Regions from separate parts of the Homo sapiens genome. Here region 1 is linked to region 2. The links are chromatin loops, found by intact Hi-C in ENCODE. Cell type or tissue: breast epithelium. All regions are shown on one strand. Links, peaks and the distances in the headings refer to the core of each region. The heading gives the core; the rest is flanking DNA. Region 1 holds the start of C10orf126 (chromosome 10 open reading frame 126). Region 2 holds the start of LYZL1 (lysozyme like 1).

Region 1 (16,534 bases), core at 5,651-13,650, 440 kb after region 2:
CATTTTCAATTATAGCCCAAGGAATAAAGTAAACTCCTTCAAATCAGATTCCAACTTAAATCTACATCTAACCAGACCTGAATGAAACTCCTCAAAAGACAACAATTAAAACTCAGAAACAGACAAACCCTTAGGCTAAGGATTAAAGACAAGAGAAGTAAACATTCCGAGTTATTGCCTGGACTATAGGACCAAAAAGGGACTTTGGACATATTACAGCAGGTGGCTTAAGACTGGACCAGGAACCATCTCCTTTATGCTAAGTCCTTTGGGATTGTCTCCCGTTTTCAATTAAATGTGAAATTATTCCTGTAGATCCTATAGTTTTTGTGTTTTAAAAGTCAACCATTAGAACTCAATGACTGCCTGTGTGGGAGTAGAAAGTCCCTTTGACTGGAAAAAAAATATACGGTTGACCCTTGAATTGCAAGTTTCCACTTATATGTGGATTTTCTTCCACCCCTGCCACACCCGAGACAGCAAAACCAACCTCTCCTCTCTCTCCTCCTCCCCAGCCTACTCAACACAGAGAAAACTAGAATGAAAACCTTTATGACGATCCACTCCCACTTAATGAATAACAAATACATTTTCTCTTATGATTTGCTTAATAACATTTCCTTTTCTCTAGCTTACTTTATTGTAAGAATACAGTACAAAATACATAGAACATACAAAATACATGTTAATCAACGGTTTATCTTATGGATAAGGTTTCCCGTCAATAGTGGACTATGAGTCGTTAAGTTTTTGGGAAGGCAAAAGTTATACACAGAATTTGGAGTATGGAGGAGTATGCATACTGCCCTAACCTTCAAGTTGTTCAAGGGTTAATTGTACCTCAAAACATAAAATGGCTATGCTCTGAACATGGGGTATGACTCTTATTTTCAACCATTGGCTACCCTTGTTAAAACAGAACGGTATCATCTAGTGAGGTGGTCCTAGGAAGGAAATTACAGTTGCCCATGTTTCTCTTAGATATTTAAAGATGTCTCAGTACAAAGCTCTCAGGAAATCCTCAGAATTTTCTTCATCTCAAATTCTCTGACTTGGAAGAGAAGCTGTACGAGTAAAGAAGAGGGGAGAAAGCTATGAATCCCCCACACACTAGTAGGGTTTATTTCATGACGACGCCATCTTGTTTTTGGCTTCCGCCAGCTGGGTGGTGCTCCGGCACTGGAAACTCTAAAGCTTGCCACAGGAGCATGGGAAAATTCTGAACTTCCGAAGAGCACTATATGAGGATCATCTCAGCACGGAGAGAAAACAAAAGGAAGAGATGAGTCTTGGTGAGATCTGCGTGAACTTCATCGTGATTGCAAAAGGGTTGACTAGGGTAGAAAAAAAAGCTGAGTTGGAGAGAGGTTAGAGTTTGCAAGCAGCTTCCCTGCAACACTGCCTGCATTAGGAAGGCTCCATTCAGAAACATCTAATACCCATTATGGAAAAATAGACTTGCATTGTAGAATAAGGGGAAAAGGTCACTGCTTGGTGGTCTTAGCTTTTTATACTTTCCAATTCTTCTGCACCCTCAAAATGATAGCCACATTCAGGGCATGTGGAGTAAATGAATGCTCTTTACCCAGGCTGCCCCCCACAAAGGACGAGGGCATTTGCCCAGAGAGAGGCCTCTGCTGGGGCTGCTGCTCCTGGTGTAGGGGCTAATTAGGACACGCAAGGTCCCCAACACTTCTGTGGTGTGGGTTGGCCCGTGGATGGATTTTCCATTCGATCTTTATTTTTTTCCCCCTTCACATTTTCCACACGGCACTAAAATTACTCTTCAGAAAAGCATTTATCTTCCTGTTACTGCTTCACAGCCTGTCGCCGTTAGAGGATTTTCAGGAAGGACTAGCTGGTACCTGTAAAAATATCCACTGACTTTTATGAGTGGAACATCACCAAAAACTCCTATTTCCTTTCCTCCCCGTTCCCTCCCAACCCATCCTTTCCCTGCTACCCACTCAACTCATAAACTCAGTAAAAAGATTTCACCATTTCTCATCCTTTTTCTCACTTTTTTCTTCAATCTTTTTTTGTTGTTTTCGGAAAATTTATTTTGAGAAGAAGCTTCATTTCCAGTACCTGCAGCTGACTTCCAGAAACATATGAGAAAATGCACAATGAGATATCCGAGTGTGTCTCGTTTTATTAATATCAAAGTGTGATGTGTGTTTGCATTGCTCAACAGGGATTTTTGTTTGTTTTCATTTGTTTTAATCGTGTGTGTGTGTGTGCACGTTTGTGTGTGTGTGTAAGAACTATTTCCTCCAGGTTTTTTTTTTACTTTTTTATCATAAAAAAGCTAACTATTTTTATAATTCATGCTGGAAGATTTGGAAATACCAAAATAGGGAAGAAAAAAAAAACTTCCACCAAGCTAAAAGCCAGGAATGCTAATATTAATAATTTAGCATATTTTTCCATTCTATTTCCTGAAGTTATTGTTTTTATGCGATGGTTTAGATTTACGGGGAGGTTCATCAACTCAATTCAAGTGTTCCTTCCCTGAGAAGCCTTTCCTTGGCTTCCCCTCGTGTTCACCCCATCAAAATGAATTGTAAATATTCTCTGTGTACACATTTGTGTCACTTACTTGACTGACAGCTCCTGTTTGATGGAAGCTTTCTTTAGTTCATCTTAGTTACTCTAGGATCTAACACGTGGCAATAAATTCAACAATCAAAACAAATATTAATTTGCACAGTCTCTGCACTGGGGCAGTTACCAGAGACTGAGCATTAATCAGTGAAACAGACAGATATGAGGGCCAGCCACGGGTTGTGGAAAGAGGAGGAGCAGAGACATGGTGAGAGAAGGAGGGCTTATAGAAAGGCAGGGGCCAAACCAAGTAGGACCATATGAGCTGGGCAATGGGGAGCCACTGGAAGATTTATACAGGCATCACACTTTCCCTGGATGCTGCGTAGGAAGAAATTGAAGCCTTCCACAAGTGGAACCAGGTAAACCACTTAAGAAGCTTACGGTGAGCTGGGCACGGTGGCTGACACCTGTAATCTCAGCATTTTGGGTGGCCGAGGCAGGAAGATCACTTAAGGACAGTAGTTTGAGACCAGCCTGGGCAACATAGCAAGACCTTGTCTCTACAAAAAAAAAAAATTAAAGATTAACTGACCATAGTAGTTAACTGGCCTGTAGTCCTAGCTGCCTGGGAGGCTGAGGTGGGAGGATTGCTTGAGCCCAGGAGGTGGAGGCTACGGTGAGCTATGATTGTACCACTGCACTCCAGCCTGGACAACAGAGCAAAACCATGCCCCCACCCCCCACCCCCGCCCCCCACCCCCCCCAAAAAAAAGAAGAAGAAGAAGGAGAAGAAAAAACTGGTGGTGGCTTGGACTATAGTGAAAGAAGAGGTAATAGGTGGACGGATTCAAGATGTGTTGTTTTAGAGGTAGAATAGTCCAGAATTTCTGACAAATCGGCTATGAAGGTAAGTATAGGGAAAAGACACGTAGGCCATCCAGGTTTCTGAATGGAGCCACAGGTGGATGAAGGTGTGATTTATTGAGACAGGGAAGACAGGAGATAAATAGATTGAAGTGGCAGGAATTAAGAGTTCATTCTGGGACATACTAACTTTGGGATGCTTGTGAAATTGCTACATGGGAGTAGAGAGTGGGCAGTTGGATACACAAGTCTGAAGTTCAGAGGAACAGTGGTCTAAGCTGAGGCTATAAATTCAGGAATCACCAGCAAATAAATGCTATTTAAAGCCATGGGTCAAGTTGGGACCACCCACAGAGAGTGTGGCAAGAGCAGTGGAGGGCTCAGGAACACAGTCATACAGCTGTGTTAGGAGGGGAGGAAGAGCCAGCGAGGGAACTGGGAAAGACAAAGAAACCCAGGGGAGGTGGTGACTGCCCTTGAGCAAGGAGCAAGATGAAGGCAGAAAGCTGAGGCTGGGCACAGTGGCTCATGCCTGTAATCCCAGCACTTTGGAAGGCCAAGACGGGCAGATGACTTGAGGTCAGGGGTTCGAGACCAGCCTGGCCAAAATGGCAAACCCCAACTTTACTAAAAATACAAAAATTAGCAGGCATGGTGGTACACGCCTGTAATCCCAGCTACTTGGCAGGCTGAGGCAGGAGGATCATTGAACCCGGAAGGTGCAGCTTGCAGTGAGCCAAGATAGCACCACTGCACTCCAGCCTCAGCAACAGAGTGAAACTTTGTCTCAAAAAAAAAAAAAAAAAAGAAAGAAAGAAAGAAAAGAAGAAAGCTGAGCCCTGAGTGTGGCAAGGAGGAGGTCACTGCTCACCTGGAGCAGGAGTCACCATCAAGCAGCAGAAGTGGGAGCCCGACTGGCATGGAGAAGAGGTGAGGTGGTGAGATGGCATGCCCAGCTGACTCTTCCATGAATTTTAGGCATAAAAAGCAGACAAATGGAATGATAGCTGGACATCCTCTAAAGGATCAAGGAAAAACATTCAGAATGTTTGCATGCTGATGGGAATAATCCAGGAGAAAGGGGAAGCTTGATGAGGTTAGAGATAGAGGTGATAATAAAAGGAGGAAGTCCCTGAGATGGTGCAGGGATTGTGTGCAAGGCATGAGCATAGGAATTGGCCTTGGACAGGGGAGGGATGCATTACAATTGTACCTGGAGGGAAGAAAGGGGAACAGTGGAGGGAGATGATTATAGATTTAGTAGGAGATGGGCCGGGCACGGTGGCTCACACCTGTAATCCCATCACTTTGGGAGGCCGAGGTAGGTGAATCACTTGAGATCAGGAGTTCGAGACCAGCCTGGCCAAAACAGCGAAACCCTGTCCCTACTAAAAATAGAAAAATTAGATGGGTGTGGTGGCGGGCGTCTGTAGTCCCAGCTACTTGGGAGGCTGAGGCACGAGAATTGAGAATCACTTGAACCTGACAGGTGGAGGTTGCAGTCAGCCGAGATCGTGCCACTGTACTCCAGCCTAGGTGACAGAGCAAGACTCCATCTCAAAGAGAAAAAAAAGACACATGGTTGATGTCTAGTGGGGGTATGTGATAATTCTTTTCCATATCCTCTTCCCCCTTCTTGTCCAAGCTTCAAGTCAGCAGTTTTGATGAGAAGATTTAGTGGGAGTCTGACAGAGTTCTTCTTCAAAGAAGTGTGATGTGAGGCCACCAAGTGAGATCAAGGAGGGAAGGTGGGTGAGCATGCCCACTGAGCACACAGGAGCAACCTAGTCCAGCCTAGGGGAGGCTGGAAAACTGAGTTCCGTAGAGAAGGAGGAGGAATGGGGAAATACTGGAAGATGCTAAGCAGGGAAGTGACAGGATCTGACTAGAGGCAGAGAAGATGCGGGGTGGGCATGGACAGTAGGTTGCTGGGGGAAAGAGACTGGAACAAAAGAGACCAAGTGGGAGGCTGAGAGTTTAATGGACATGGGAGGTGAGGCAGGCCTGGAATAAAGGTGTGGTGATGGAGAGAAGTGGGCAGATTTAAGAAATACTTAGAAGAAGGGGCCAAAAAGATGAACTTGAATCAAAAACACATTTATTTATAATTTTCTTAAACAAACATGACTTCATTTTGAACTGCTGGGTAGCTATGTTATCAAATATATTAACCTGAGGGTCCTTTGGTAAGTCTGATGGTACTCCCAGGCACTGGTTTGTAAATGCCCTGGTTGAGACGTCTCTCTGTTTCCCCCAGCTTCTCAGCACAGTCTAGGCACACAACCTTGGGTAAGTGATTTTTTTTTCCAGCCAAGTGAAGCTACCCAGGGGTAGGACTGCAGCTTGCTCTGGCCTTCCTCTGCAGCAGGGAGCTGGCCAGTAGCACTCACAGTGCCTGGTGACCGTGCAACTGGGTCACACATCATAGTAAAACCTCAGTGATACCTTGCACTAGTGTGTAAGGCTATGTGTCACAACATGCTGTCATCTGTATCATTTGATCCTTTCCAACCCTGAGAGGTGAGCAGAACAGAATTAATCATCTCAGTGTTACAGATCACAACACTGGTAGCCCAGAGAGGCTAAGTGAATCCCCTAAGGTCCCAAAGCCAAGAAAAAAGGAAAGGGTCAAAACATCTTGCCCCATATATCACAAGGAGCAAGTTTCTTCCTTTATTATTTTTATGTTTTTGAGAGAAGGTCTTGCTCTGCTGCCCAGCTTAGAGTGCAGTGGCACAAACACTGCTCACTGCAGCCTCAACCTCCTGGGCTCAAACCATCCTCCTGCCTCAGCCTCCCATGTAGCTGGGACTACAGGCATGCGCCATCGTATCTGGCTAATTGTTTTATTTTTTGTAAAGACAGGGGTCTCATTTTTCTCATTTTGTTGCGCAGACTGGTCTCGAATTCCTGGACTCAAGTGATCCTCCCGCCTCAGCCTCCCAAAGTGCTGGAATTACAGGCATAAACCACTGCACCAGGCCATTCTTCATTCTAGAGCCATACCCTTTAATGTCTTCCTTTAGGGTGACAAGAAGTGACTGTGTGGACTCTCAGAACATGTGTTCCTAATTAAGAACTCTTGAACTCTACCACTGGAAAGGCCTCAAAACATCAGTGCAGTGGCTTCTGGTTGCACCCACATCATCAGAAAGCATTTATTCAGGATCTTCTTAGGCCCTTTCGCTATCGTCCAACAGAAAGAATTAATTTTCAAGGGATAAATTGATTATTTTCCCCAACTTGCCCAACCTAGTGGGCAAGTCAGGGAATGATTCTGTAATTTGCATCTATGGCCTACAATTCCAGCATCATTTAAGCAAATAGGTCACCCAAGAAGAAATCACAAGCCCTGCCTCCCGCCTTCCCTCTAAGGTTTGGCTCATGGGCTCACTCAACTCCAGGCCTCAAAAGATCTTTTCTTTCACCTTGATTCTCTTCTGCTTGTATTAGAAAGTAATAGTTTTGGGCCTCTCTTTCTCCTCCTATTTTCTTGTTTCTTCTTCCCACTTCTCAATCTAGTGTTGGTGAGGAAAATTTAGAAGGATTCAGAATTGAGAAGATAGCGATTCAAAGAGGTGAGTGGGCCAGGTGCGGTGGCTGACACCTGTCATCTCAGCACACTTTGGGAGGCTGAGTTGGAAGGATCATTTGAGGCCAAGAGTTGCAGACCTGCCTGGCCAACGTAGTGAAACCTCATCTCTAGCAAAAATTTAAAAATTAGCCTGGCATGGTAGTGCGTGTCTGTGGTCCCAGCTAGTCAGGAGGCTGAGGTGGGAGGATCACCTGAGCCTAGGAGTTCAAGGCTGCAGTGAGCTATGATTGCACCACTGCACTCCAGCTCAGGTGATAGAGCAAGACCCTGTCTTAAAAAAAGAGATGAAGAAGCAAAGGAGGGCCATAAGCTGGAGGAGGGTCTAGAATAAGGGGCCAGAGTAAGACAAGGAGCACAGAGAGGGGGCAAGCATGAAACACACTCAGCATTTACAGCCCATGAGAAAAGAATGCCACACAGGGGTTTTTTAAATTAAAAGTATCCTAAAATATATTAGAGAAAATTGTTTTTTTAAAAAAAAGTTATTTTTTTAAGGGGAATGGCTTACGAAGACCAAAATCACCACCATAGCAGTTCAAGGATAGAGAATTTATTCTAGAGAATCACAGAGGTGCAATGCCAGGTAGAAGGATAAGGAGGAAGGAGACGGGGAACCCAAGCCCAGGACCACATGTTGGAGAGCACACGGCAAGCCAGCCTGGAGGGCCAGGGCGGAAGGGAGGCCAGGGCCCATGACCAAGACCAGAGCAGAGCAACCCAGAACGGGGTGAGGCAGAGACAAGACCAGGAACTGGTGAAGCGTGTGGGAGTGGAGCGGGGGCCCTGAAAACCACTTCAGTCTTACAGGTACAGGATCCTGGCACCAACCTTCACTGACTTTGCCCCATTGCCTAAACTGGGTTAAATGCCACCCTGTTACATATGCATGCAGCAATGAGTGCTTTGTATAATTTCTACCAAAAAATTTATTTTAAGCCATAAACCATGGAAAAAGACACTACACACACACATACACACCCACACACCATTGCTTACCAAACATTGAGAAAAAATAAAAGTAATGTCCTTAATATTCCATTTAACTTTCCAGCCCTTCCATTTATTCTCAGTTTATGTTCTGTCTGCATATTTGGAGTTTAAATGTCCCTTTTCTTTCTGAAGTGGTAGTGATAGTTTGTTTTCCCACCTGCTCATCTCTCATTGAACTTCTCATCGTTCAAGTCACTTTAGATGTATCTCTGTTCACTCTATTTAAGTACATTTCCCCCACACCTATCCCATTGTTTTGTTATTGCACCCTGTGGGTTTGCTTTATCAGACTCAAGGAAACTTTCCGATGGCCATGGTTGCTCACGCCTGCGATTCCAATATTTTGGGAGGCAGAAGCAGGAGGACTGCTTGAGACCATGAATTTGAGACCAGCCTGGGCAACATAGCGAGATCCCTCTTCCTAAAACTTTTTTTATATTAGCTGGGTGTGGCAGTACATGCCTATAGTCCCAACTACTGGGGAAGTTGAGGTAGGAAAATCACTTGAGCCCAGGAGTTTGAGGCTGCAGTGAGCTTTGATCACCCCACTGCACTCCAGCCTGGGTGCAGAGCAAGACCCCATCTCAAAAAGGTGAGAGAGAAATTGTTCAGCTTCACAGAACACAAGACTGTTGCTCAAAGTGACATAAAGCATCAGGAATGTGTACTAGATCATAGAGCACACTGTCCCCTTTCAGGGCACCTCCAAAATTGATTCATTCAAAGGCACAGTGGCCTCAAGGACACACTCCCCTTCCATTTTTTGACTCTGCTAGCCACAACATGTTGGTCTCTCTCATCTGGATCCCTTCATTGTTCAAAATGGCTGCCTCCAAGGTCCCAGGGTCACCTGCTGACACAATGACCTCCAGTACAAGAGAGACTGTGTCTTCCTCCTCTGTGAGTCTTTTCAAGAACCATTCCTCGAAGCCCCCTATATCAGTCAAGGTTTGAGCAGGGAAGAGCTTGCACTCTTAGAGAATTTAATAGAAGTGAATTTAATGGAGGGGCTGTTTAAAGACTGCAAGCGAGCAAAGTTAAGAGAACCAAGGAGAAAAGGTGAAGTGCCAAGGATTATAGCAGGAAGTCCACCCTGCTTCTGGTCCTGAAGGAGAAAGGAGAAAGGAAGTTTCCACCCTTCATAAAGAGAGCTGTAGCTGAGGAAGAAAGCTTGCCCGACACGGGAGCTGTGCCTTAGAGGAATGTGGCTACTGTCTGGATCGCAGCCAGAAGGAAGGGAGTCTGAGGTCGAATTATGAATACTCTGCCCTCCTAGCAATGCCTCCATTAGCCAAATCCAGTGGAATGCCAGAGGACAAGGAAGACTTCACAGTGCAATCTTTAGAGGTCAACCTCCTGGGGCACAGAGAAAAGCAGAAAAAGACAGATGAGTTCTGGATGGAGCGGGACAAATGGAAACAGACCAGCATAAACCCCTAACAGATCTTCCCATGTACATAGTAGTCCAGAAAAGGATCTCATGCCTCCCCTTAAGCCAATCACTGTCAAGGATATTGACTTAGAGGCTTCGACTTGTCAAGATTTAACTTTAACTCATATGGGAAAGGGATAAACTCCCACATGAAATTAAAGTTTTGCCAAAAAGGGAGGAGAGAGGAATATCTGCTACAGTAAATATTTCTGGGAAAAAAAAATCTGTTTGACAATCTCTTTTAAAAAACTATTTTTACCTGAGAAAATAAAAATATTAAAAACTTTAAGCAAGGCTTCAAAAATATCTTTTGGAAATTTACTAGTCAATGAAATCTAAAAAGCTTTGGAATAGCTTCTACACACGTATAAAAACAAAAGACTATTTAGTCTCATTAGGATTTAGGGGTAGATGGTGGGCAGGCAGATCGCCAGTTAAAACAATTCTCTGGGGGACACTCTCCAGTGCTCTGTCTACTAGAGTTTTAAGTGGCTCACAGAGGTGATCCTGGGGAAGACCAACACATTTCCTCTCCTGTTCTGAAGCAGATCACAACGCACATATCACATTTAATCCTTACCCAATGCAACAATTATTACAAGAGACACAAAGGCAAAGGTAAACCGTTTATTACTTAGACTAAAAGTCACTCCCATTGTGACCTCTTTATTGAAAGAAGAACAAGCTAGGAAATGAAATGTGTGAATTGCAGACATACATCCCTGAACTGTCTCATGATAAGGAGTTGATCATTTTGTTTAATTGCAGTTGGCAAAACATTTAAAACGTTTGTCTTCTGTTCCTGAAATGCAGATGTTAGAACTATGAGGAATATACTGTGATCTCGATTTCCTTTATCTCTGTTAAACTTCCAGTTGCCTTCCAGACAATTCTGGTGTGAAGAACTAAAGTATTAAATGAAACAAAAGCTAAGAATTAAAATCAAGAAATAAACATTTATCAAATGTCAACAGTACCAAGACCTAGAAACAAAAAGGCAACAAAGATGTCAGATGTCTGGCTCAATGGATGATAAGCAAACAGGTACACATAAATAGCTTGATGTCAATTACATTTTGAGAGATTTCCTTCTGTGTGTTCTCATAGGTATGTTCTAACTCAAGGGGAAACCAGCTAATACCAGGAAAAGTATTAGCACGTCTTTGGCTCAGCATTTTTGTTACTTATAGCATAGTTATTTGTTAACTCCAGTAAAATCCTTAGCTCTGACAGCAAACAACTATATAAAAATCACAGGTGGGGCGCGGTGGCTCACACCTATAATCCCAGCACTTTGGGAGGCCAAGGTAGACGGATCACGAGGTCAAGAGATCAAGACCATCCGGGCTAACAGTGAAACCCCGTCTCTACTAAAAATACAAAAAATTAGCCAGGTGTGGTGTCGTGCACCTGTAGTCCCAGCTACTCAGGAAGCTGACGCAGGAGAATCGTTTGAACCCGGGAAGCGGAGGTTGCAGTGAACCAAGATCGCACCACTGCACTCCAGCCTGGAGGACAGAAAGAGACTCCATCCCAAAAAATAATAATAATAATAAAACAATTACAAAGTAGCCAAATTAGTCCCTCAATCCTCAAATTTCAGATGGTGATTTTGAATATTCTCCTTTATTCTTTTTTTTTTTTGAGACGAGGTTTCACTGTCACCCAGGCTGGGGTGCAGCGATGCAATCAGGGCTCACTGAAGCCTCCACCTCCTGGGCTCAGGTGATCCTCCCACTTCAGCCTCCTGAGTAGCTGGGACCACAGGCATGCACCACCATGCCAGGCTAATTTTCAGTATTTTTTGTAGAGACAGGGTTTCGCCATGTTGCCCAGGCTGGTCTCAAACTCCTGGGCTCAAGGGATCCTCCCACCTCAGCCTCCCAAAATGCCAAGATTACAGGCATGTTCGGCCTCTCCTTCAGTCTCACACATTTGTGATTGTAATGAAGGCGGAGTAGTTTGACCACAGTTCTATAAGAGAGAAGAAATTGGCAAATATGCCCGTTTGTATCTTTCAAGCACAGGCATTCTGCCAGTCACCATTTATCTTTACATTTGTACAAACAAGCTCATGGCTAAGGAAGCATTAAGATAATGACGAAGAAGAAGAAATCATTTGGAGGCAGTTAGAATAGACCTTTAGAAGGAAATGGTTAAGAAGGAATCTCAAGATTGAAGGAGATATTGATAAAATGAGAATGACTGGAAAACGGTCTAGTCAGCATCCGAAGAAGAAAAATGGGCCGCGTGTATTGAAGGTGTTGGCTTTGATGGAATTTAAGTTCTGAGAAGACTGGTTATTAAAGGGAGGAGATTTGTGGATAAAGATGCAACAAATCTCAAAGTCCATGGGCTTCGAGCTTTAAAAGAGAAAAAAGGAAAAGACTGGATGATGGAAAACCAAATAAAGAATCTTAGGTAAAAGATTATGTTCTTTGTATAAAAGCTATTTTGAGGAACTGGTTTTATTTACTAAGTGCCTGGATGAAGAAACGGAAAGACCTTCCCACTCCCACCCTTGTCTCAGCCATTGTGAGAAGCCGTGTGACCTCTTCCTAAGTCCAAGGAATTGAGCTGTTGTCAAGGATCTCAAATATTTTTTTTTAAGTGGCAGCCAAGATGTTGTTGTTGTCTAAACCTAGTAAACATATATGATTGCGGTGCCACAAATAGCACTAGGTAATAAGAAAGGCAAGAGAGTGTTGAAACAGAAGGCGAAGAATGTATCCACCACTGTCCTTAATTTTGGGTGACTATCAAATATTCAAGAGGAAGTGGCTCAGCCATAGAAGGTGCTTAATCTAAATGTGAGACCAGTTTGGTTTTGTTGCCCAGAATGTAGTTGCTTCCGAAATACAAAAAGCAAATTCCATAACAAGCAAGAAACGTCTGTGTGCAATTCACAGAACCCCAGCCTAACTCTGGTTGAAGGAGGTAGGGTAGATGCTTACATTTAAAACAAAAATTTTGCATCTGTAATTAACTTAGATTTATCTTCAATGTAGTTTTCCTACTTAACTTCCAGAATATTTTAACTGTAAGAGCCCCTGCATTAAAATACTGTAATGAGAAAATCTGGTACTACTTTGTGAATCAACTTTTTAAATGTGCATAAACATTTCCATGTGTTAGCAAGCCTCTGCAAAGCCATTGACCGCACCCGACTGCCTTATCTGTGGCTAAACAGACTACAACCCAGCAGACCAGAGCATCATGTCAGTTGCATCCTAAGGAAAGCAGACAATGAGGTTGATTTAGAAGTGCAAGAGATTTGGGGTGGGGGGTAATATTTGTAAAAAGCGTAAGAGGAAATATCAAGATTGCCCAAGCATGGAAAGCCTTCAGATCACGATGCAGATTTGACACTTACAAAAGGAAAAAGGGTAGAAAACAAGATAGACAAGAGAGAGCCTCAGATTTTGGTGGGTCAGACACGGATTTGACCAACATGATGGGAAGCTCTGGAGCAAAGAGGATTCCTGTGTTGGACAGACACGGCCTTGGTACCACCATGGTGCCGGTATTGGCTGGGAGCTGCCCAGAAAAAGTGTGGTCTTGGTTGAAAAGCTGAAGCAGATCCTCCAGGTGCTGCAGCTGGAAGCTGTCGGCTGGCTACACTCCTTGAAGCTGCCAGGTAAGTCCTTTCTCCAGTGAAGATCTGAATCATTGCACACCTCAATGCCTACCTCCATCCATCCCTGCAGGGCATCCAGTAATCTTCAAAACATCTGGGAGTTTTTCCCCAGAGTAGAGTCACTTGAATAAATGTCTTTTGGGGAAGGACAAAAGGAATTATACCCATAGACTTGGTGTGGTGTTGCTGGGTCCTTCATCCTGGGAACATGGCCACCCTTTCTATTGGGGGATTCCAGGTCTGAAAACTGCCTCAGGTTCCAGGTACTAGACAAGGAATTGCAAATGTTTGATAGAGCAAACACCCTCAGCCTCCTGGGCATCCTTGTTGGATTTTTTTTTTTTTTAATACAAGGTCTCACTCTGTTTCCCAGGCTGGAGTGAAGTGGCACAACTTCAGCTCACTGCAACCTCTACCTTCTGGGTTCAAGTGATTCTCCTGCCTCAGCCTCCAAGTAGCTGGGACCACAGGTGCACACCATCGCATCCAGCTGATTTTTGTATTTTTAGTAGAGACAGGGTTTCACCATGTTGGCCAGGCTAGTCTTGAATTCCTGACCTCAAGTGATCCACCCACCTCGGCCTCCCAAAGTGCTGGGATTACAGGTGGGAGCCACTGCGCCTGGCCTGTGTTGGCTATCTTTTGATTAGATGTATTGAGAAGTATCCTCACAAGATTCCCATCTGTTTCACCCCATCATCACTACTCTCTGTGGATTCAACTCCACAACAGCCTTTCACACCACCAGTTGTGGTCTGCAGAGGAAAGCCTTCAGCTAATTTCCCAATGGCTTGGTGAATGCTGTGTTCTCCAGACCTCCCTGGGCATAATAATCCTCTGATGGGTCTTCTGATCGCCATAATATACCAGCATGTTCACTTCCCTGAGCCTTTAAAAATCTGTTTCAGCTCCGCTCAGCATGGACCTATCTCCAGGCTTGTTGAACCACCCAAGCAGCAAGTCTGCACCATCCTCTAGGGTCTTTGCCAAGCATTAAGTCCCATATCCTGAGAAAATGCCCTCACATTCCTGTATTCTCCTTTATCCTGCCTCCTTGATCAAGCGCCTTCAAAATCCAGTTCCTTCCTTCTAGTACATGGGGGTGAATTTTTCACAGTTTGAGGGAGGTACAGTCTCTTTCTAGCTCATCAGTGTTGCCATAATATTCTTGGCTTGGTGATGTTGCGACTTACCTCTAGTGATTGGTCTGGCAACCAGGCAAGAAGTTGAGGATCCTGAGAAGCCCTCCTTGGCCCGTGGGGACAGAACTCTGTGGTGTTGGCCCATATGGGTAGTTTCAGATCATAACAGGGAAGGATGAGCCACCTCTGCAGGCTCTGAGGGCTTAGAAGAGTTTGAGAGCTCAAAATATTTGGAGGCATCCACCCAAATGTCCCCATCCCGTGCACAAGAGCTCCATGTTTTCCCAACCAGTGCTCTGATCTTTGTGTAATGATAATCATCTTTGAAGCTAGGCAAGCCTATTAAATCCATAGTTTGGTCTTCTGCTTTTTCTACACTGAATGGAGTGAATATGGGCCCCATTCCTGGAGGCCCTCAGGCCTTCACAAGTGGCTTTCAATTGCTCCCTAACTGCCTACAGCTTTTCATTATCCTAATGTAGAGCCTCAATTCAATTGAGCAACAAGCAGCCAATTCCATTGTCCTTGGATACCTTGCTTCTCTCTGACCTCTCAAATGCCTGAATCCTCTCTCCATCCGGGGCTTTCCCGTCCACCAGAACATTCTTCCAAGTCACTGACATTGAACGTTTTAGGCAGGGCTCAGTGGCCCGTGCCTGTAATCCCAACACTTTGGGAGGACAAGGCAAGAGGATCACTAAAGGCCAGGAGTTCAAGACCAGCCTGAGCCTTGCTCTGTTGCCCAGGCTGGAGTGCAGTGGCATGATCATAGCTCACTGCAGCCTCGAGCTCCTGCGCTCAAGCAATCCTCCCGCCTCAACCTCCTGAGTAGTTGGGACTCCAGGCATGAGCCACCATGCCTGGCCGCAACATTCAGATGGATTTTTAAACTACCTGAGCTAAGTTAATTTCCTCATAGATTGGATGTGGATGTGAGAGCAAAAGAAGAGTCAAGGATGACCCAAGGGTTTGCTTTGAGCACATTCCTCAGTGCTTCCAGGGCATATGGCCTCTGAATGGTGCCCATGGGCTTATAAATCCATCTCCTCCCAAGAGATAACACATTTATTTTGTCCCTGGACCTTATGAAAGTTGTCAGAATCAAAATAGAATCACTAGTGTTTTTTAAGGAAAACAACAAACAAACAAAAAACCTGAACTGGATGCAGTGGTTCATGGCTGTAGTCGCAACTCAGGAAGCTGAGGCAGGAGGACTATTTGAGCTCAGGAGGTTGAGGCTGCAGTGAGCTATGATCACACCATTGCACTCCAGCCTGGGCGACAGAAAGAGGCCCATCTCTAAAAAACAAACATAAAAAGACTTCACTCTCATCACTCTTGAGATTAAGGATTTACCTAAGTAGTAAAATATGTCAGATCAGATTCTGGCCTCAGGAACTCTGAATCTGGGATGTGAAAAGGTTTCTGGAGAGGCATTCTGTTTCTCATATCATTAACCACAGGAAGATATTATTTGGTATACAAGAGGACATTGCTTAAAGAGGTGAGAAACAGAAACTATCTCTCCCTTATATTTCTCCAAATACCTTGTAAAGTTGTGAGTTAAAGAAAAAAGAATGATGTTCACTCAAAGGGGAGATGCAAAAATAAAAAGGTAAAACCTTTTCCCTTACCCTAAGGAGATAATGTGTGCATTTTAAAAAAGTTCTAATATTGTTTCTGCAAGTCAATATATAAGCATTATTGAAAAGTCCAATCTTGCCTGTGTTTTACAGCTCTCAGCTCCTTTCAGGAAGCAACTAAATCAGAAAACAGTGTTCTCTCTTCCTTGGAGCTGGCACAGGTTTTGATAACATCGATTGAATGCCAAGCGTAAGTACAGATTGGAAGTTAGAAGTATTGCTATTGACCGTTTTCTAATATGTCCTTCAGCTCAGTAATTAATCGATTTGTGACAAAATGAATAAGAAGCTGAGGTCTTCTAAGAGCTTACCATGTGGCAGACGCGAGCTCAGTGCTGTACATTCGCATTCATGCTCTTCATCCCTGTCTCTCAAGCCACTCGTCACACCCACACTCTCCGGGCCAGGAGGCTTGCACAACCTGCACTGGGAAACTTTCTCCCACCTGTTCTTGACTCCTGAAACCCCTCCACGGTGCCATCAGCCTGATCCACTAATAGCAAAACGCCTCACATCCCAAACTAACTTCCAAATAGTCCCTCCTTGTTCTGACAAAAACTGACTCTTCCCTGAGGACGATGCTCACATCTTCTCTCATGCGCTGGCTGTTTTTCTTTTTCTTTTTTTGAGATGGAGTCTCCCTCTGTAGCCAGGCTGGAGTGCAGTGGTGCGGTCTCAGCTCAC
Region 2 (16,534 bases), core at 5,087-13,086:
CCCTACTTCTGTAATATGTGGGACAGAATGACATTGTTCTAATAAAAAACTCTCTGGCCTGAGGCTAAGGGAGGCCTTTCATGGAGGGTGGTTAGTTATAAAACCAACATCTTGTTTTCTATTTTAAGGCTATCCCCCAAAATCCCATGCTCTTCACGATAAGAAAACAGATATGAGTGTCCTTTTACCTCTGACCATGAACCGTCCAACACTTTAATTTCTTAGAATCTAAGATTGTCTTGCAGATAGACCTTTGCCCCAGGCTTCCTTAACTGGAATGAAACTGAACAATGTTAAATTAGTAATCTGCATTTAAAGTCCAACATGACCACGATGGAGTCACAGATTTCTCTTCCCACTGTAAACAACCAGAAGACTAGACAAAATAGATGAAAAATTGTTTTCGGATATGGACAACTGGCAATGCAGGATCATGATCTTTGAGAGAGAGAAAAACACAGTGAACCCTGTGACTGCCATGACTTTCTGCCCAGAGGAGCTCTGCAGACCAGGAAGGTAGAACCAGGCAGGGGATGGCCATCTAAGAGGAGGAGACAGACATCAGACGCCAAGGCAGCTCAGATTTTGTGGAGAATACCTGGGAGGCAGGAGCTACCCAGAAGAAGAGCAGCAGAAATCTGCAAAGGGATTCCACCCAGTCTTTGACTGAAGGCTAAACTGGGTATGCACAGGTAAATTTCCACAGGGCTAGGCAGAGAACTACCCCAGGGAACAGGGCAATTACAGACCTCGCGGGGCTGGAAGACATTTGATTTCTGACTAGCCCAAGGGAATAGACCTTGCTGAATCCTCAGCACATTCAAAAGAGACACTGGATGCTTAGTTATGCCTTGGTAGTGGGACTAAACTAGCCCTACCCTAAAAACTACTCCAGAACTTCACTAACAAAGTTTAAGAGTTACGCTGATCAGAATAAACTTAGCTGGTTGGAAAAGAAATTCAACACTCTTTAAAGGAAGACACATAGTCTAGACACTCAACAATGTTGCATATGAGGCAGGATAGGTAGGCAAGGAAGCAACTGTGTCCGCGGGGTACGGCAACTATGGTGACTGGCCAGTCAACACGATGAGCCTCAGCATTCACACTGAAGGCCAGCTCATTCAAACAAAGCTGTCTCCAGAAGGGAATTTCCCCTGTAGGGAACATGCGCATTTTGACTTTACCTGTCCTCAAACTCACGCTTTGCTCATTATAATAATAAAAAACACACACCTGGGTGGAGATTTAAGATGCTAATGAGACATGCGACATATGAACATCCATGTACAGCTACTGCGCAAATGCACGAAGAGGACCGCCCAGAACATGCTTACTAGCAACACCTCTTCCCACCCGTTTATGAATAATCATGGAAGACTCCATTAAAGGGAGCATCCCTCGTGCCGGCCTTTGATGTCTCATCCTTACGAGCAGCCTGCCCTGAAGTTTCTCTCAGGGTGTACTGTCCATTCTGCACCTAACTTACAAAATATTCTTTTTCTTTTTCAATAAATTAGTCTATGCTACATCTCCTTTGCTGTGTATCTCTTGTTGAAATTCTTTTAAACTAAGAAGACAAGACTCGAGGACTTACAACAGCCATCAACACACACACTATGTATGTATTCAATAAAAAATGATTCCTTGTGCAGAGGCAGGGAAATGTGGCACATACCAGGAGAAAGATCAGTCAAGGGCAAGACCCAGAAATGACAGTTGATTCTACAGCAGATAAGAAATTTAAATCACTTCTTATAAACATGCTTACTTATGTCAAGGACTTCAAGAAAAACATGAATAAAATGAAATGAGAGATACGAAAGTTTGCCTAACACCAAATAAAAAATACGGTATCTGAAAAGAAACATCCAATCAATAAGCTTAATAGATTAGCATTAAAAAAAAAAGTAACAGTGGACTTGAAGACATAACAATGGAAACTACTGAAAATAAAACACAGGGAGGGAAAAAGGCTAAAAACATGAAGAGCCATGGTGATAAATGTGACAGCAGCAGCAATCTAACATATGTGCCATTAGAATCCTTGAAGGAGAAAAGAAGAGTATTAGAAGAAAGAATGACTGAAATGTTTTCAAATTTAATGAAAATTATAAACTCAGGGGTACAAAATGTTAATGAATGCCAAGTAAGATAAACACAAATATCACACATAATCAAATTGCTGAAAATGAGTAATAGAGAGAAAATCTTAAAAATGACTAGATAAAAAAGACATATTACATACAGGGGACAAAGATAAGAAAATCATTGGTTTCCCATCATACACAAGGCAAGACAGAAGGCAATGGAATATCTTTAACAATTTGAAGCTGAGCATGATTACTCACAGCTGTAACCCCAGCACTTTGGGAGGCTGAGGATCACTTGAGCCCAGGAGTCTGAGATCAGCCTGGGCAACATGGCGAGACCCCATATATTAGTCCATTTTCATTCTGCTGATAAAGACATACCTGAGACTGGCCAATTTACAAAAGAAAGAGGCTTAATGGACTTATAGTTCCACATGGCTGGGGAGGCCTCACAATCATGGCAGTAGGCAAGGAGGAGCAAGTCATGTCTTAGATGGATGGCAGCAGGCAAAAAGAGAGCTTGTGCAGGGAAACACCTGTTTTTAAAACCATCAGATCTTGTGAGACTCATTCACTATCAAGAGAACAGTGCCGGAAAGAACTGCCCCCATAATTCAATCACCTCCCACCGAGTTCCTCCTACAACACATGGGAATTATGGGAGTTACAATTCAAGATGAGATTTCGGTGGGGACACAGCAAAACCATATCACCCATCCCTACAAAAAATAAAATAAAAACCAGCCAGGCATTGTGGCATGTGCCTGTGGTCCCAGCTACTCGGGAGGCTAAGGTGGGAGGATTACTTGAGCCCAGGAAGTTGAGGCTGCAGTGAACTGTGATCATGCCACTGCACTCCAGCCTGGGTGACAGAGCAAGACCCTGTCTCAAAACAGCAACAACTTGAGAGGAGAACAACTGTCATCCCAGAATTTTATATGTAAAGAAAATATTCCTCAAAATCAAAATAAAATAGAGATATTTTCAGACAAACAAAAGCAGAGAAAATGCTTGCCAGTAGACCTCTAGTCTAAAAAAACCGAAACCAAAACCAAAAAGAAGGTAAAGAAAGTTCTTTCAGCTGAAGGAAAGTGATATCGATTGACTACTTCCCCAAATAAATCCACCAAAGGAATGAAGAGTATTGGAAATAGTAAATACATAATAAATATTATAGAACTTTTTTCTCATTTAAAAATTTATTTAAAAGACAATTGTTTAAAGCAAAGATAATAAAAATGGATTGTGAGGTATATAAATATAAAAGAAAAATGCGTGACAACATGGCACAAAGGATGAAATGGGAGAAATTAAAGAATACTGTTAAGAAACTCATATGTTATATATGAAGTGGTGTGTTATTTGAGGGTAGAATGTAATACGATAATGATGCCTATTGGAAACCCTAGAGTAACTACTAAAAACAAAATAGAGATATAGCTAACAAACCAATGGAGGAAATGAAAGAGAATAATAATTTTTTTTTTAATTCCAAAGAAAGCAGAAAAAATGGAACCAAGAATAGATGGCATAAACAGAAAACAGAATAGCAAGATGGGATTTAAAACTAACCATATCAATAATCACATTAAATGTAAATGATCTAATCAAGGTTCCACGATGTATGTCCCACAGGAAAACCTCCTGTTTCTGTAAATAAAGCCTTATTGGAACACAGCCAGTCCCATTCATTTACATACTTTCTATGGCTGCGTTCACACTCTGTCGTGGTTGAGTAGTTGCAATCAAAACCATATGACCTGAAAAGCCTAAAATATTTACCATTTGGCCTTTTAGGCAAACATTTGCTGACCTATGGTTTAATCACTCCTACTGAAAAGCAGTAATTACCAGAATGGATATAAAAGCAACACATAACTATATGCTATCTATAAGAAATTCACTTTAAATATAAAGACCCAGATGGGTTAAAAGTAAAAGGATGGAAAGAAACATATTATGCAAAGACTTCCCCAAAGAAAGTGAGAGTGGGCTGTATTGCTATCAGATAAGGTAGATTTCTGGATGAGAAATAGTACCAGAGTTAAGGAGAAACACGGACTCCAGTGACAAAAGGGTCAATTCACCACAAAGACATAACAGTCCTCGATGAATATGTGCCTAATAACAAAGCTTCAAAAATGGACAAGACTGAAAGGAGAAATAGACAAAACTAAAATGATAGTTGCAAATTTCAATATCTATCTCTCACTATATGATAGTTCTAGTAAGATCTGTCTAATAAGTTCTCAGTAAGAAAATCAGAAAGGAAATAACAGTCACTTATAGAACATCTACCCACCAAATATAAAATACACATTTTTTTTTTCAAATGCATATTCATCATAAGACACATTTGCTGTGCTGTAAAACAAGATTAAAGACATATTAGAGGTCTGAAACCATATAGACCAGGGATCCCCAACCCCCTAACCACAGACGGATACCAGTCCATTGTCTGTTAGGAACCAAGTCACACAGCAGGAGGTGAGCGGCAGGCAAGTGAGCTAAGCTTCATCTGTATTTACAGCCACAAGCTTGCCATTGGTTGCATTACCACCTGAGCTTCACCTCCTGTTGGATCAGTGGCAGCATTAGATTCTCATAGGAGTGCGAACCCTATTGTGAACTGAGCATGCAAGGGATCTAGGTTGCACGGTCCTTATGAGAACCTAATGCCTGATGATCTACCGCTGTCTTCCATCATCCCCAGATGGGACTGTCCAGTTGCAGGAAAATCAGCTCAGGGCTCCCACTGATTCTACATTATGGTGAGTTGTATAATTATTTCTTATATATTACAATGTAATGATAATAGAAATAAAGTGGACAATAAGTGTAATGCGCTTGAATCATCCTGAAACCATCCTCCTCCCTCTGGTTCATGGAAAATTGGTCTTCTGCAAACTGGTCCCTGGTGCCAAAAAGGTTGGGGACGGCTGATATAGACCATATTCTCTGACCATAATGAGGTGTAACTAGAAATCTATAATAAAAGCTCATCCTGGGATCATCCTTCACAATCAGGCTGGGCATTCCTCTTGCCTTTCTCCCTCATCGAGTCCCTTGTTTCCTGAACCATGTCTTCCTCTTTATTGTTTTAGTTTATCCTTTTTGTGAAGCATGTTTTCCTACGGTTTTGTGAGAGAGGGTGCATGGGAGGTGAGCTGAATATGTCATCTTTGCCCTGACGGATCCACTCTCTACCCTTCTCCACCATGCTCTGTGCACTCAGAGGCCAACGCACACAGTTGCCGTCAATGGTCTCCCATGTCCTCTGACTTCTGAAGGGGTTTAAATAAGAGTAGGCATCAGCAGGGAAGGGACAGAGGAGGGACACTGAGGTTGGCATATACATATAATATCTTCCAGCTTTATTTCTGTCAGGTCACTCAGCACAAGTCACATCCCTTGAAGGAAGGTCTCAGATCCTAGAAGGTTGTCCTCTCCCTGCAGACCCCTTGTACCTCGGTGCTGGTCATAGTTCTCTTTCCATTCCTCATTGGGCAAGGGGGTGGTAATTGCCTGTGATTCCTAATCCCTTACTTCACTATTGCCATGTTTTTTCTATGATTTGATCAGATTTTTGTAAGTAGAGTCTTTATTAATATTCTCCTCCAATTACCCAGTTTGTGTTTGTTCTGTCTTCCAGCCAGGATTCTTTATGATACAGGAGGTAAAGAATTTAACAACTTGGTTCTCAGAAAGTGTACTCATTCTATGCTCAAAATGTACTGATAATTTGGTAGCACAGAATTTTATAGTGGAAATGGTTTTCCCTAAGAATTTTGAAGACTTTTTCCATTTTCTTCTAGCTTCCAGTGTTGTGGTTGAGAAGTCTGATGTCACTCTGATGCTTGATTTTTTGTATGGAACTTTTATTTTCAAATGGAAGCCTGTTGTATATTCTGTTTTTCTATCATGTTCCGAAATTGTATGAGGATGTTCCTGAGTGTGAGTGTACAATAATCACTTTATCCAAGGGGGATACATTCCAAGACTCCCAGTAGATTTCTGAAATGATGAATAGTACCAAATTCTACATATACTATGTTTTTTAAGGCAGATAACTGAGACAGCTACCAAGTAACTAATGGGACCATAGTGTATACAATGTGGATATGCTGGACAAAGAAATAATTTATATCCAGTATGAGACAAAGCAGAATGGTGCAAGATTTCATCACACTACTCAGAATGGCATGCAATTTAAAAGTTATGAATTGTTTATTTCTGGAATTTTCTATTTAATACTTTTGAGTCACACAATGACCATGAGTAACTGAAACTATGGAAAGCAAAACCATAGACAAGGAGTGACTGCTGTACCGGTCATGTGATGAACCTTACAAATTGAAATCACATGCTCTTTAGTTCTGGAAATGTTTTTTAAAGGTTGTGTGCTATCTATTGTTTCTCTTCTCTCCTGCTAAAAAGTATTTTTATATCCATTTATTTTATCATTCTTATTTCTCCTATTTTTCACTCATCTCTTTTTTTCACTCTGCTTTTAGAGAGATTTCTTCAATGTTATCTTCTAACTACTTTACTGAGTTTTCCATTTCTGTATCATATTGTTAATTTCCAAAGGTTCTTTATTTGGTTATCTGAATGTTTCCTTTTTCTCTCTTTTTTTTTTTTTTTCAAAAAAAGCATCTTGCTTTGTTTCATCCAAGCATCCTCTCTTATCTATCTGAAGATATTAATGGTAGTTTTCTGAATTTGAAGTTTCATTTCCTTGCATAAACTCTGCTTTCAAAAAGTTTTATCTGTTTGGTTTTTGCTTCATTTTTTTTCATGTCACTGCTACTCCTCTGAAGTCTGGTGAGCCTTGGCTCTCTGCAACTATTTAAGAGAGGGGCACTAAAGGCTGGCAGAGCCCTGTGCTCAGAGGTAGGGATTTTCAACTGTGGATCTCACTGCAGGGAGGTTTGACCAGTCTTGTTCACTGGGGAGTCCCACTCAGAGTCATTAGTAATTTCCTTTCAATTTGGCCAGATCCCTAGAAGAAAATCTTCTCATCTGGAGAGTCTGGCCTGGCTGCCATCATTGTGGGGTCTGAGTGGAGATGGTGGTTGGAACTATAGAAACTATAACTTAATCTCCCATGTCTGTGGTCTGGAGCTCTCAACCTCAAAGATTGTTGAGGTCTCAGTTGAGAGGTTTTCTACTTTACTCGTCTAGAGGAAAAAGTCCCAGTATTCTGCCAGGGTGAGTGAGGGGCAGTCAGTAGGTGAATGCCTCAGGAAGGGACTGGATGTTCTAACTACTCCTTAAGTGAACTTTAAATGTGTCTTCCTGTTTGTAATCTGTCTTCATTCTAACTTCCAGAAGTAGCTAATGCTACTGATTTCAGAGCTTTTTGTTGTTGTTGTTGTTGTTGGTTCTGTGTTTGCTTCTCAGCTTTCTCTCTGCTGATTTAGGATTCAGATGTCTTTAATCACTAAGTTAGTCACCACTTGCCTCCTGCTTTCCAGCTTCTAAATGTTTTGGTATTGTTTCCTCTTCCATTTATCTTGTATATGTGGATTTATCTTTTTATCTTATTGATTCTCGAATCCCTTTGGTATTAATTTGGCAGGACACCAAGAGGGAGGAGAGGGGTATTGGGTTTCTATTGCTGCCCTACCAAATTACCACAAACATTGTGGCTTGAACACTGCAAAATTTCCTTACAGTTCCGATGGCTGGAAGAGTGCCAGGGGATTCACAGGGCTGAAGTCAAAGTGCTGACAGGTCTGTTTTCCTTTCTGGACACTCTGCAGGAAGATCCATTTCCTTGCTCACTTGAGTTTTGGCAGAGTTCAGTTCCTTGTGGGTGTTGGACTGAGATCCCTGTTGCTTGCAGGTTGTCACCTGAGGGCCATTCCCAGCTTCTAGGGACCACTCACACCCCTTGACTCATGGCCCCTTACTCCATCTTCACAGCCAGCAATGATGGGTGAAGTCCCTCTCACACTTTGAATCTCTCTTTCTTCTTCTATCATTGGAGCTCTCTCTGACCACAGCTGGGCAAGATTCTCTGCTTTTAAAGACTCATGAGATTAGACTGGTTCCACCCACATTGTCCCGGATAATCTCCCCTACCTGATCTCAGATCCTTCCTCACATCTGCAAAGTTCCTTTTGCCTTGTAAGGTAACAGAGTGAGAGATTTCAGAGATTAGAGAGTGGACATTTGGAAGCTGGGGACTCAGCCCACCATGGGAGGTAAATGCACACATTTAATCCTCATATTTAACTGAAAGACTCCATTGGTGAGCTCTTAGGGAATGCTAATAAGATTGACTGGGACAGAGAAGGGTTCAAAAGTCATGCCTATGGAAAGTGAATATACTGAATGTTTTAGCTCAGAAGATAAGAAACCAGAGATGAGAGGTACTTATAAATCATTTGCATACAGTTAATAAGTTTTTATGTGTAACATAAAGCAAACTTGTTTTGAATAAACCCAGAAGGAAAAACTAGGATTGATATAGAAGGTTAGAAGAAGACAGATTTTGGCCTAACAAAGGAATGTTCTAAATTAAGGGCTGACCAACAATCGGGAGATCTATCTCAGGAGGTAGTGATCATTCTTTATCAATGTTAGGGTAGGGACAATATACTAGGTAACTTAACATATTATTCAGTCATTCAAACATTCAAACCCATATACTGATTATCTTGTACAATAGTTCCCCCTTATCTGCAGTTTCATTTTCCAAGTTTTCATTTACACTCAGCAGTGGTTGGTTAGTTTTATCAATGTAACATATTTTGAGAGTCAGAGAGAAGGTGCTTACATATTTTTATTACAGTATATTGTTATAATTATCCCATTATTATTGATTGTTAACATCTTACTGTACCTAATTTATAACTTACACTTTGTCATTGGTATCTATGTACAGGAAAAATCATAGTATATACAGGGTTAGGTATTATCTGCAGTTTCAGGCATCAGCTGGGGGTCTTGGGATGTATCTCCCTTCAATAAGGAGAGGACTCCTGGATGTGGCAAAGAGAAGTTAAAACGGTTTATTTTCTGCTCTGAAAGAATTTGCAATAGAATATTTTATGACTCTCTGACTTCACTCTTGTTCCTCATTCTCTCCATTTATTCAATAAACATTTATTGAGCTCCTGCAATGGCCAGGCACCATTCTAGACATTGAGGATACATCAGTGAATGAAACAGAACTCTCTGCCCTCAAGGGACTTACACTCTAGAGGCAGCACAGAGAAAATGCCTTTGACTGAGCTCTGCCCTCTGCCTGTTCAGCATCTCTTGCATCAGTCTTCTCCATGTCACCAACCATGACCATCATTCAGTCTTTTTATGGCACTTAGCTCAATAACTGTGGTGACACTTAAATGGTCTCTGCTTTAATCTATCCCACACCCTGCTTGCAGATTGATCTTGCTGAAGCAATGCTTAATTAACTGACCTCTCTTGGTTTCCTCTTGCAGGCAGAAATCAGTGAAAGCCTCTTAGCCTGGGTTTTTCACACTCAGATGGTCGTTAGCCTCTCCACCTGCCTTCCCTGGGATTCTCTTCATGTCACTTTGTTACAGAAAAAACAAGCCTCTCCCTACTCTCTGTTCATGCTTCACACCTTCCCACAGGCACCTCTTTGCTTTTGCTCTTCCCCTGGCCTGGGATAACTTTTCTCTATCTCTACCCAAATCTTCCCTATCTTCTAAGTCTCGGGTCAAATATCACTGTGTTTACAGAATTTTCCATGATTTTCTTTTTTTCTTTCTTTTTTTTTTTGAGACAGAGTCTTTCTCTGTCACCCAGGCTGGAGTAGAATGGTGCAATCTCGGCTCACTGCAACCTCCACCTCCCGGGTTCAAGCAATTCTCCCGCTTCAGCCTCCCGAGTAGCTGGGATTACAGGCACCTACCACCGTGCCCAGCTAATTTTTGTATTATTTAGTAGAGATGGGGTTTCACCGTGTTGGTCAGGCTGGTCTTGAACTCCTGACCTCAGGTTATCTACCTGCCTCGGCCTCCCAAAGTGCTGGGATTACAGGCATGAGCCACTGTGCCTGGCTCCATGGTTTTCTTAATACTGTCACTTTCCTCTGAAGCCCATGGCACTCAGCGCACTCCTCCTTACATGATTTAACTTCATGTAAGCACATATTCTCTTTTCTTGTCATGTCACATGAAAGTTCGGTAAAGCAGAATTCATGCCTGATGTATTTTGTTATCCTCAATGCTGTGCTCATATGTATTTCTGGAATGACTAAAGTAGAAGACATGAAAGTAAATTCTAGCTTAATTTCTAATGTTTAAGACATGTGGCTAGCTAAATATACTGGCCCACACCAATAACTATAGCACTCTGAGAGGCCGAGGCAGGAGAATCTCCTTAGGCCAGGAGTTCAAGACCAGCCCAGGTGGGACCCCATAACGGGACTCCATAGCCAGACTCTGTCTCTACAAAAAAATTACAAAATAGCCGGGCGTGTGCCTATAGTTCTAGCTACCCAGAGGAGGGAGGATCACTTGGGGCCTGGAGGTCAAGACTGCAATGAGCTATGATCACATCACTGCATTCCAGCCTAGGCAACAGAGTGAGACCCTGTCTCAAAAAAAAAAAAAAAAGAAAAAAGAAAAGAAAAGAAAAAAAAAGAAAGAAAAGAAAAAGGGAAAAGAAAAGAAAGAAACCTAAAGTGTATTCATCTCATTCTGCACTAAGAAGTACAAACTGCATCCTCTGAGCGAATTGCTTATGGAAAGCAGCTGGCAGGCAGCTTCCTTTTTCTTACTGAAGACATCAAATATCTCTAACATGAAAGGGCAGTAGGGTTGTTTGTCCATCCACCTGCTTTAGTGGGGGCTTCATAAAACTGTCTACAAGGAATAAGTCATCTTTGGAGAAGTCAGCCACAGGATCCTGAGTGTCACCTTGGAAACTGTTGCATAATTTACCAATCTGGAACAGACCTATTTGCAAGCCTGAACTCCAAATTTTAGTTAAAGCAAGACATGGTTGGTGATCCCATTGTCGGCTTTCTCGCCTAGTCCTGAGGATGGCATCACTGGAAAGTCAGAGCCTCACCTGAGCAGGCGACATGGCAGTGGTTGTTCTCCTTCAGCTTTCCGCGTCTGCACCACGCGAAGCTGTTGATCTGGAAGATGCCATAGTCGATGCTGCCGTCATCCAGGACCGTCTGGGCTGTGGTGTTGTAGCCGCTCTCATAATATGCCATGCAGATCCCTGGAGGGGGGAAAGCCAGAAACGCCAGCAAAGGAAGTGCATCTTTTGCTCTAAGCTTGGTCTGAGGGCGAGTTTCCTTATCCTTGTTACCTGACTGCTTCCTCCCAATACACCTTGGGCAGGGCAGGGCGGGCATGCGCCCAGGGGGCACACGAGGGGCACATCGGGGGCTGGGATGGCACACCTGAAGCTGTACACCCAGTCAGGGGCTGAGCCTAATCTAGACCAACAGTCAGGTCCCCCCACTCCCCACAATGCCAGCAGAGGTGGCATTATTTTCCCCTTCCCTGGCTAGTGTCATAAGGACAGGACTCCAGGAATAAGGAAATGAGGGGCAGGGGAGGAAGGAGAGGAGACCCAGAGAGCCACAGTTAGGCTAGCAGCCACCCCTGAGTGCGGTGAGGGCAGAGCAGGGGTAGTTGGGAAGACACAGCAGGGAGTGTGGCCAGGACCTTCAACATCTCAGGGGAAAGGTCAAGGACAGAAGGAGAGCAGGAAAGAAAGAGTCTCACAGTTTCCAAGGCTGAAGCCCCAGTAATTGTCCAGGCCAGCCCTCGAGAATATTTTTGCCAGTTTGCAACGAGTGTAGATTTTGGACTCGGCGCCTGTGACCAGGCAGCCAATGAGGGTCAGAATGCCCGCAGCCTTCATCCTCAAAGCCTGCCGGAGACAGAACCTGCCAAAGAGCCGGAGAACAGGTCAGACGATCTTGGTTCAGGAACTTTGAAATCCAGCGGTGGTGACTGTGCACAGCCCTGCCTAGATGCTGCCTGTCACTTTGGTCATTCAGTGCCACCATCAGGGAAAACCGGCCACTCTACGGTCCAGGGAAGGAAGGCAACTGAAGGCTGTTTCCTTAATGCTTTTCCATACAGTAACTTTCAAGTCAATGCTGTGTTCTCAGGGTTAAGCAAGCAAAAAAATTAACCCTCCTTAATACACATCCAGGTGAAAACCACAGGGGGCATTTTTAGGATTTCTATTTTAATTCTATGAATGAAAAATAGAATACAGGGGTGAAACATTCCCTATACTGCTGACCCTTGAACAACATGGGTTTGAACTGCGTGGGTCCATTTATCCGTGAATTTTCTTCTGCCTCTGCCACCCCGAGACAGCAAGACCAACCCCTCCTCTTCCTCCTCCACCTCAGCCTGCTCAGTGTGAAGACAACCAGGATGAAGCCCTTTATGATGATCCACTTCCACTTAACAAATAGTAAATGTATCTTCTCTTCCTTATTCTTTTCTGAATAACATTTCATTTCTCTAGCTTACTTTATTGTAAGAATCCAGTACAGAAGACATAGAACATAAAAAATATGTGTTTATTGGCTATTTATGTTATCAGTAAGGCTTCCAGTCAGCAGTAGGCTATGGAGTCGTTAAGTTTCTGGGGAGTCAAAAGTTACATGCAGATTTTCAACTGAGCAGGCGTCGGTGCCCGTGACCCCTACATTTGTTCAAGGATCAACTGGATGTGTAGAAACAGACAGCCCATTTCAGCCACAGATGAAAGACACGTGGGCCTGTATGGAAAACTTTAAGGGTTATTGTTTGGGGGTTTATCGAAGAGTGAAGATTAAGCACCTACTCTTTCATTTTCTTTTCTTGATTCAGTTCCAAATGTGGGAGCTTTGCTTCCAAAGTATCAGTGCTTTTATTTATTTATTTATTTTTTGAGATGGAATCTCACTCTGTTGTCCAGGCTGGAGTGCAGTGGCGCCATCTGGGCTCACTCCAAACTCTGCCTCCCAGGTTCAAGCGATTCTCCTGCCTCAGCCTCCTGAGTAGCTGGGATTACAGGCGCCCACCACCACACCTGGCTAATTTTTGTGTTTCTAGTATAGATGAGGTTTCACACTGTTGGTCAGGCTCATTTCAAACTCCTGACCTTGTGATCTGCCCACCTCGGCCTCCCAAAGTGCTGGGATAACAGGTGTGAGCCACCATGCCCAGCCCAAAACATGAGTGTTTTATCTTAGATTGCAAATGCATTGCTTTGCTAAGCTTCACCACCAGTGCTCCGGGGGGCCTCCTAAAAGTCTGGCACCTGACTGGGGAGCAAGAGGGATGGAGGACAAAGCCTCATGAAAGGAGGAAAGCACCTGGGGGAGCAGAGGGGCAATAAAGAGACCCCTGCGGAATCATCTGAAATGGGAGTAGGATCAAGAGAGCTGTCTCCTGCTGCCTACTGATTTTCCACAATCTCTTCCCCTCTTGAAATAATGTCTTCCCCAAATACAACAGCCTTGCTGGGATGGGGTGAAGTGAAATTTCTGACAACTACTCGGGATCCTGAACTTGATGTTCTTACATATGTTCATCCCGTGTCATTTTCTGCACTTGCCTAGAAACTTCTCCAGTCATTAGTTTCTCTCCCTGGGGCTGGATTCCTGCATTGAAAGGCTAGGCCCAAAACAGGGATAAGTAGTCATCAGCAAGGCCACCGCACCAAGTAACAAGCAGGGCTTTAAGGTGACTAAGCAATAAGGTAAGGAACTGCATTGCATGAGGGGCATGTACATTACAAACGTGAATAGCAAGCGTGGGCAAACCAGGCCCGCTTTTGTATGTAAAGTTTTATTGAAACATAGCTACACCCATTTGGTAATATATCATTGGTGGCTGATTTCCAACTACAGTGGCAGAGTTCAGTAATTGTGTTTGAGGCCGTATAGACCACAAAGCCTAACATATTATTATCTGGCCCTTTTCAGAGAGAGCATGCCAGTCCGCTGTGTACAGCACTGTGTTAAGCTGTGAGGGACAGACAAACGAGGTTTAAGATGCAGAGCTAAGGCCAGGCATGGTGGGTGATACCTGTAATCCAAGCACTTTGGGAGGCTGAGGTGAGCAGATTGCTTGAAGCCAGGAGTTTGAGACTAGCCTGGGCAGCAAAGGTAGACCCTGCCTCTACAAAATATACAAAAATTAGCCAGGCATGGTGGTGTGTGCCTGTGGTCCCAGCTACTGGGGAGGCTGAGGTGGGAGGATCACTTGAGGCTGGGAGTTTGAGGCCATAGTGAGCCATGATTGTGACACTGCACTCCAGCCTGGGCAGCAGAGTGAGAGACCCTGTCTAAAAAAAAAAAAAAAAAAGAAAAGAAAAAAGAAAAAAAGATACAGAGCTTACAAATAGAGTTGGTTTCCATCCCCTGCCTTAGAATTTTACTGATCTCAAACAAGTCCAAAGAAAACCCGCAGCAATGATAACCCCAAGCATCATGTTCTACATCCTTCAAGAACCTGCCATTGCTGGTTCTCATAAGAGTAATTTAGGTCTTACTGAAAAGGCAGATTCCTGGTGCCTGCCCCAGAGGCTGACTTCTCAGTTGAGTCTGCGGAAGAAACACTGCTCCACTTAGTCGGTGACAGGCAGCTCAGGGGAGCGTCCTGCATCCCCTGAAGCCATGTCTGATTCTAACGAGGCGCGAGTAATCCTTTCCTAGCTCAAGAACATTTCTTTAGAGTGTTAGAGAAAGAAAAATTCTTAATCCTTTGTTTCTCACCACCTAGAGATGCTAGAATTCTACTTCTTGGCACTAAAAGCTGTATCATCCTGCATGCTTGTGTTCTGAGGCAGGTGATAACTGTCTTCTGGGGCTTAATACCTCTTGTTTTTTGTCTTTTCCCCTCAACAACCCTCCTCATTACACAACTTGGCCAGGGCCTCCTGTCCAAGTGAGAGCTCTTCTCTGAGGCGTCTGCAAACTTTATCACAAATTCCATTAATAAAGAAAGTTAAGCATGTATCCTCTTTAGATGTACATTGAGTTATAAATCATACTTCTGTACCTCAGTACTAATATGCTACATAAATTATCAACATACATAAAACTAAAATTTGAAAATTAATGACATAGAGGTGAAATTAACATTAAAAATTTATTAACAGCACATTTGCTATAGTCAAATTATTATTAATAAAATATTTTTGTAATAACATGATTTTATTATTTTTGAAAAATTTGGCTTAACACTTTGTGAATCAATAACTAAAGGGCTGTTTTCAAGGTCTATTTATTTCAATGTTCAGATTTAGTGACACATTTGAAATGAATTCTCATTAGAATATGTAGATCTAAGTAGAAGTTTATTGTTGGCTGCACCTAACTAATCGTTATATTTTCTTAAATTCCATCTGCCAATAATGCAAAGGTTTTGTTGAAATCTATTTTGAAGTTCATATAGTATTGCATTATACAGATACAACATAGCATACTTAGCCAATTTCATATTGATGCACACTTATTTTATTCTTCTATTGTAAACATATTACAACCAGTAATTTTGTACATATGTCATTTGTAACTTTACAAGAATATCTTGCTGGATCAAAGGGTATAATTTTGTAATTTTGCTAGATATTTGCCAAATTGCCTTTCACATGGGCTTGTATCAGGAAGATAGCACACTGTGTTATCAAATGTTTCAATATTTCTCAATATTAGAGATGAAACATAATTTTTCAGCAGAGTTTCAATTTCAACTTTCGTTATTTCAAGCTGCTTGAGGGTCTTTTTTATCTTTAGAAGCCATTAGTGGACTTCTTGTGAACAGTCTATAATATGAGAAAATGTATAGGTTTTTCCCTCAAACATCTTTTTCAAAATGCTTTGAAATAGGGATCTTACCAGTGAGAAAATAGAGACGGATTGTCTTTTTCTTTTTCAAAAATGCTTGCTTAGCAAGTTTTCAGATATGACGTAAATATACAAAAGCCATTTACAATCTTATATACTAGGAATAGAAAATAAGAGTTTGAAATAAAAAAAAATCCATTTACAATAGTACACAAATGCAAATGAAGTACTTAAATTTAAACCTAACAAAATATGTGCAGGATATATATACTGACAACTATAAGACAGACGGAAAATTAAAGAAGACCTGAGTAAATGAAAAAGACACACCATATTCATGAATTTGAAGAGTCAATATTATTAAGATTTAATACATAGATTTAGTGGAATCCCATTTAAACTCCCAGAAAAATTGTTTAGAAAATATCAATAAGAGGGTCCTAAAACTTATATGAAAAGGCAAAGGGACTAGAGTAGGCAAAACTATTCAGAAGAATAATAAAATTGAAGGACTCATATTGCTTGATTTTAGAACTTAATATAAAGCTGTAGTAATCAAGACAGGATGATATTTGTGGAAACAGACACATAGGACAGTGTAACAAAATAGAGAGCCTAGAAATAGTGTTACACATATGTAGTCAAG

What was found. A loop is a pair of places that touch in the nucleus more often than their neighbours do. Peaks named below come from ENCODE experiments on the same cell type or tissue, not always from the same donor. Only the 100,000 strongest peaks of a DNase experiment are listed, where the experiment ranks them.
Region 1: a loop joins it to region 2, with 7 times the contacts of the local background. A loop is called at or near these places in 2 of 110 quality-filtered maps.

The regions. Positions count from the first base shown.
Region 1 is chr10:28,846,091-28,862,624 of GRCh38, reverse strand. It overlaps C10orf126 (chromosome 10 open reading frame 126), which reads right to left and starts at 16,217. Exons shown (of 5, transcript NR_164114.1): 1 at 16,162-16,217; 2 at 15,362-15,506; 3 at 14,259-14,409. In breast epithelium, for the core only: no CTCF peak of the experiment used is centred there; a DNase peak (open chromatin) is centred at 9,224.
Region 2 is chr10:29,287,288-29,303,821 of GRCh38, reverse strand. LYZL1 (lysozyme like 1) reads right to left here and starts at 14,752. Exons shown (of 5, transcript NM_032517.6): 1 at 14,592-14,752; 2 at 11,816-11,979; 3 at 11,145-11,303. The coding sequence starts at 11,954. RefSeq lists an enhancer at 892-1,428. In breast epithelium, for the core only: no CTCF peak of the experiment used is centred there; no DNase peak of the experiment used is centred there.